2 separate regions of the Homo sapiens genome follow, and region 2 is linked to region 1. A link is a contact called in ENCODE Hi-C or POLR2A ChIA-PET data. All regions are on one chromosome and are shown on one strand. The core of a region is the stretch at or near the end of the contact, and the rest is flanking DNA. Distances in the headings are between cores, read along the strand shown.

Region 1 (3,363 bases), core at 132-2,631:
TGCTTTGTTCCTTTACTGCAATTCACAGGGGATGTTGGCTGTTTTTCAAATTAAAAACAGAAAACTGAGGAGGGTAGAATTTCAAGTTCCATTTTCAAAGGAGACACACAGATAAGTGAGAATAAAAACTGTCTACGACAATCAGCTCAACAACACGTCTCCCTTTGTAAGACAGAATAACAAGCAATTTCACAGTTAAATGATAGGGCTTGTCACTCTTCAGCAGTTTGCTGAGTTTTAACCCTTTCACTATGGCGTTCTCTCCATTATTACAGAGAAAGGCAGATGGGAGCCTCTCCCAGCGAAAAGACTACAGCTTGTGTCCTTCATAGGAGAAAACAGTGATGGCTCCAGAACTTTTATATGAATGAACTTAGCACAGCTATCAGAGTGGATGGTGGTGGGAGGGCTAGCAGGAAACTAGTAAACAACTACAAGCTGCCCCTTCAGGGAAAGTTTCTACTTGGAATATAAGTTACAGATTAATGAAAATAGAAAGATTTCCCAAAGATACTTATTCTCATGTTTTATAAAAGATCAGGGAAATGTCAGCTGTCCACTTAACGGATGACATAATGAATTAAGAGTTCGATAGGCGGCAGGCACAACTAAAAGCCAAACTCGACCTAAGTCTTATGAAATCCTACTTAATGAGCTTTCTTGACTACTGCTAGCCTCACTTATCTGGCAGGAGTCGAAGGAGAGGAAGCCCCAAGCTCCTCTGTTCCACCACCTCCAAAGTCCTGAACCCCTTCTCAAGTGTACCACTTCATCCCTGCTTCCTTTCGTCCCGTGGGACTAAGCATTCCTCGGGCCTTCACTCTCACCACTTGCTGTCCCTCAAAAAGCCGACTCACCCCTTTCCAAGCGCAGTGAACCGTCCGCAAAGCACGAGGCCGGTTGCGAGCTGCAGAAAGCCCACGCTCGCCAGCGGGACCCAAGGAACGCTAGAACTATACGTCCCAGAACACTTAGCTTTGTTTTTAACTACGGTGCAGCCGCAAAAGGGAAATACCGGCTCAGGACCCAGGGGAGTTGTAGTTCTCTAATCCAAAGAAATCATTATTTGGCAACGTACGGTTTTCAGGGGGATATACCCCGCGACTGCGTTCCTGTAGGATGTGAGACAAAGAGAATAAATATCCCAGGATTGGGTGCTGGTGGGAAAATTTGCTGGAAGCGCAGCATTGGTTACCAATTTTGTGCTCAACCTCTCAGTACCAGGGTGAAAGTGGAGACGCAATCTCCCTTGGAAGACGTTAGTCTCCATCTCTAACGCTCCCGAGACACGGTTCGCAATTAATTATGACGTCACAGCCAATCGTCAACGCGAAAGCCTGACGCTCTAGCCGGCTCTATCTCGCTGCCCCGCCGCGGGCGCAGAGCTGGCGCTCTAGCCCACGGAGTTGGTTAACTCCTCTCACCGGCCCCTGGAAAGGGTTCCAAGTCCTTTAGTACCCGACGCTGTCTGGGAATTCCGGGCGTTTCGGCTCCTTGGTCGCAGAGGCAGGAGGCGTGCGTGGCAGGAGGGTTCGGGTTATATACTCCTAGGTCCTGGGACAGAATAGTTACGACCTCTGGGACAGGAACTCTTCTCTCTTTTGTTAATAAACTTCCAACTCCCTCCTCAGACCCGACCGCATGTCTGTCATGGACCTCGCCAATACTTGCTCCAGCTTTCAGTCGGACCTGGATTTCTGTTCAGATTGCGGCTCGGTCCTGCCTCTGCCCGGGGCTCAGGATACGGTCACCTGTATTCGCTGTGGCTTCAACATCAACGTTCGGGGTGAGAGGCTTGTACGCAGGGGTCCTGGCGGAGGGCGCAGGGTCGGAAGCTTGGGGAACTCAAGATCGGTTGGGTTGAGGAGGGGATCCTAGAGCAGGACATCAGGCGGTTGTACATTTGGTCTAGCGATGAAAACTGAGGGAAAGGATGTAGGGCCTCCTGGCCTAACCAGCCAGGGGAAAGGGGAGGTTTCCGGTGTCAGCTCTCTCTGGTTGTCTCCATAACCAGTTCTTACTTGCCTGTGCAGACTTTGAGGGGAAGGTTGTGAAGACTTCGGTTGTGTTCCACCAACTGGGGACAGCCATGCCTATGTCGGTGGAGGAAGGGCCTGAGTGCCAGGGACCTGTGGTAAGCTAATGAGATCAAGAACTGGCTCCATAAGGTGGGTAGGAAAGAAATGGAGGAGTGATTGCAAAGCTCTGGAGAGTTTTGTGCCCAATTCCAAGAGGGAAAAGAGATGTAAACCATCGACGTTTGAGAGGCGTGATCGCCTGATTCCTGTGGGAAGTAAGGGGATATGACCAGGCCTCCCTAACCCACCAGTTTCTTCCCAGGTTGACAGGCGCTGCCCTCGATGTGGTCATGAAGGAATGGCATACCACACCAGACAGATGCGTTCAGCCGATGAAGGGCAAACTGTCTTCTACACCTGTACCAACTGCAAGTGAGTATTCTTTCCCCTCCCTCTGCTCAGTCTGTTTGCTAACTAAACAAATCCAGTGATTTATTTTTTTGTACGAAATGGCCGTTTCCCTTGGTCCCATCCCTTATTTCTGTGCAGTTCTGGTAATAGGGAGATTTGTAGTTGTTTTTTATTTTTTTAAGTTACACTTTTTTAAACCTTTTTATAACCAGTGAAATAAACCTTTTAGGATTTTTTTTTTTTTTTTTTTTTTTTTTTGACAGGGTGTCGCTCTGTCACCTAGCCTGGAGTGCAGCGAGGCAATCTTGGCTCACTGCAACCTCCGCCTCCTGGGCTCAGGTAATCCTCCCACCTCAGCCTCCAAAGTAGCTGGGACCACAGACACATGCCACCACGCCTGGCTTTTTTTTTTTTTTTTTTTTTTTTTTTTTGTATTTTTAGTAGAGATGGGGTTTCTCTATGTTTCCCAGGCTGGTCTTGAACTTCTGAGCTCAAGTGATCCACCCACCTCAGCATCCCAAAGTGCTGGGATTACAGGCATGAGCCACCCCGCCTGACCTACTTTTAGGATATTTAAAAGGAAATGAAGAAAAAAAAAACAACATAAGAAGCAGGTATTGTTTAGTGGTCAGCATCTTATACTGCAGTCTTCAACCGCAGTCAAGGTAGCTTTCTTTGGAGAGAATTAGTCACACATGACTTAGAGAACATGGGCTTTCTGAATGCTTTTAAGACCTCATTTTTGTCTTTGGTGTTCTGCAGTCACTATAGTATATCAAAATACGATTTTCTTTTATTCTGTTTGGGATTTGTTGGACTTTCTGAAACTGAGAGTGGACTTTTTTTTCATCAACCTTGGAAAATTATCAGCCATCATCTCTTTTAATATTCTCTTTCCCCCATGTTCTCAGTCCTCACATTCTGGACCTCGAAT
Region 2 (2,915 bases), core at 173-2,672, 35 kb after region 1:
TGGCTGGTAGGGGGAAAAAAAAGGAACACAGAACACAATTAGATTATTTTCAGGATTTTCATCGCAGTTATATATGCAAATAAAAAGTTAAACAAGTTGATGAGTTAATTTTTTAAAATGGCAGCCCTCACCCCCATCTCCACTACTTTCAACTCTTTTAGCTGTTTTGGTGTTCACCTTCACATCTGTAAATACAAGGATTATATTATTACTATTTGCTCTTCTAATTTTAGGCATTATCTATTATTGATTTGCTGTTATCAAAGATATAGCTTTTTCTTGTAACCACAACCTCACTTGATCCCACAAACACATATCCTCACTATTCCCACTGTCCCTGGTTTATAGCTATTTCAAATACACACACACACACACACACACACACACACACACACACATTTCTATGTGTATAAAACACAGATATGTAAATACACACAAACATGTCCTGAAGGATCAAATCAAACTAGGATTCAGGAAGATCATAGCTAAAGAAGACTTTCGGCTTGCACGGTGGCTCACACCTGTAATCCTAGCATTTTGGGAGGCCAAGGTGGGCGGATCACCCAAGGTCAGGAGTTCGAGACCAGCCAGACCAACATGGCAAAACCCCATCTCTACTAAAAGTACAAAAAATTAGCTGGGTGTGGTGGTGGGCACCTGTAATCCCAGCTACCTAAGAGACTGAGGCAAGAGAAGCCCTTGAACCCGGGAGGCTGAGGTTGCAGTGAGCTGAGATGTGCCAGTGCACTCCAGCCTGGGTGACAGAGCAAGGCTTCATAAAAACTTCATAAAAAAAAAAAAGAAGAAGAAGAAGAAGATTTGAACCAAAAGGTAGAGAAGCACAAGACAAGAGGCCGTGAAAAAGCAAGTCATGCATTGGTGAGTATGTGTGTGGAGGGCAGGGATGAGGAAAATTTCAGAACAGAATCAATTCAGCCTTGTGCAGAAAGGAATAATGAAGGCAGGAGGCAGCAACTTCAGGGCTGTCTGATTTGAAGGAAATATTAAAGCCTTTATCAGGAAAGGGGAATCACTAACAGTCAGACAGAAGCACCAGACTGAAGGAAAAAAGATCACAGCCCCATATCCTTAGAGAGTATCAGAGACCTCAGATGCCAGGCATCTGCCATGCTGTTGTTTTACTCTGCAGTGAGTCACTGGATCCTTGAAACTGGGGGCAAGGGTGAGATCATTACCCCAGAAGGCAGGGAGCAGAGACAACAAGGCCCTTGGGGTCCAGGCAGCTGAACCCGTCTGGTCAGAGGCCACTGTCACAAAACCAACAAAGAATTCATATCTAATAGGTTTTCCTCAGGGCTCAGATGAGTAGGTTTGGGAGTTACTGGGAGGCTGTGATACCAGGCAGGATGACAAACAAAAACAGTCAGCCAAGAAAACAAGCTTCAGAGTGTTTGCCCTGGGAGAACAATGGATGTCCGGGTAGAGCCAAAGCCACTGGCTCCTCCCTCCCCACAACTCAGAGCCACCAGGGACCTGGGCCACGTGTCCCTTTCCATGACCATGGGGTGTGTGACTGCGGGAGGCTGAAAGTGTCAGCACTGTGACCTGGAAATATATGCCTGGATTGGGGAGGTGGACACCTTGGAAATAAACTCCAGACTTCCTCTATTTGAAAAATTTTGTGGCCGGAAGCGTTGGCTCAAGCCTGTAATCTCAGCACTTTGGGAGGCCGAGGCAGGTGGATCACGAGGTCAGGAGATCGGACCAACTGGCTATGGTGAAACCCCATCTCTACTAAACAAAATACAAAAAATTAGCCGGGCATGGTGGCAGGCACCTGTAGTCCCAGCTACTGTGGAGGCTGAGGCAGGAGAATGGCATGAACCCGGGAGGCAGAGCTTGCAGTGAGCCGAGATCGCACCACTGCCCTCCAGCCTAGGCAACAGAGCAAGAGTCTGTCTCAAAAAAAAAAAAAAAAAAAGAAAAAAAAAAAAGAAAAGTTTTTTGCATTGAACTGGATTCTGCACATATCTATACACATGCTCCAATCCCACTAATTCATCTTTTTTCCCAATGCCCAACCTAAACACTGAGAGAAAAAAAAAGAGCAGCCTCTGACATTCAGAAGTTGGCCTAACAGAGCTAAACCATGTTATTCACCTAGTAGGCATAAACTATATTACAGAATACCAATCTCAGACAAGTTTACTCCTAGACCTTGATAAAGTGAGACAATGCAAGGCTGCTTCACAAGTTTTTCTGAGCACAGATCCAAAAAAAGACACTGTGCCACCCACAAAATACCAAACACCCCTTCTCTTGGTTAACAGAAATGTTTGCTACTTCTTTACCAATTATAGCTTTCCCCTCATTCTAGTCTCCCCTCCCTATAGAAAATATTTATTTGGGTATTCATTCACAGGATCTGCTCTGCTTTCTAACAGCATTAATCCAGAGCAAACCCCCACTTCCTTAGACCTTTCCCCAAATCACCTAACCAAAACCCAAACCCTATCATAGGTTTTTTCCTAACACTCTTATTAAAATGTCCCACACTCCCCATGGGGTGCATTCTCCATTGCTGCAAGGAGTAATAAACCCAGCATGTTTAATGACAGTTATGTTCCTGGGGGGTCTTTGGCTGGAAAACACGGGTAACAGTGTTCTTTGCTTCCTTCTTAACTCTCTGGGATCTACATTGAAGACCTGGCCCCATGTTGTGTGGGAGAAGCTGGTACAAAGGCAGGAGGTGCTCTTAGAAAGGACAAAACCAGTAATGCATTCACTCAACAAATATTTATGGAGCACCCACACATGCCACAGACTGTTCTAGGTACCAAGGACAATAGACAAATAAAGCAGGATCCCTGAATTTTTAGGAAGCTCTCAGTTGGGGTAGAGGTGAGAAACACACATAAACAGATCGTCTTGATTGTGGAGATTAGTGCAGTGAT

What was found. A loop is a pair of places that touch in the nucleus more often than their neighbours do. ChIA-PET counts read pairs that join two places held with the same protein, here RNA polymerase II (POLR2A). Pooled maps may share reads with other maps.
Region 2: POLR2A ChIA-PET joins it to region 1 with 16 read pairs in MCF 10A. The contact joins the enhancer-like site here to the promoter of POLR1H in region 1. A Hi-C loop is called at or near these places in 49 of 168 maps with a recorded cell type or tissue (A673, B cell, CD14-positive monocyte and 30 more), 28 of 37 single-sample maps with no recorded cell type and 42 of 50 pooled maps. POLR2A ChIA-PET finds 5 or more read pairs at or near these places in 35 of 52 experiments (A549, A673, AG04449 and 28 more).

What each region holds. Positions count from the first base shown.
Region 1 is chr6:30,059,884-30,063,246 of GRCh38, forward strand. It overlaps POLR1H (RNA polymerase I subunit H), which reads left to right and starts at 1,382. Exons shown (of 4, transcript NM_170783.4): 1 at 1,382-1,786; 2 at 2,034-2,134; 3 at 2,341-2,450. The coding sequence starts at 1,642. It also overlaps the pseudogene POLR1HASP and a transcript of PPP1R11 not described here. RefSeq lists enhancers at 409-1,275, 1,276-2,141.
Region 2 is chr6:30,094,454-30,097,368 of GRCh38, forward strand. No RefSeq gene overlaps it. Among named protein-coding and RNA genes, the nearest start is that of TRIM31-AS1, 9.3 kb to the right of the region's middle. Within about 2 kb of position 1,423, at least 5 of the 41 ENCODE cell types and tissues checked have a DNase peak (open chromatin) inside an H3K27ac peak, as active enhancers do; they include PC-3 and PC-9, where a contact is called at or near this core.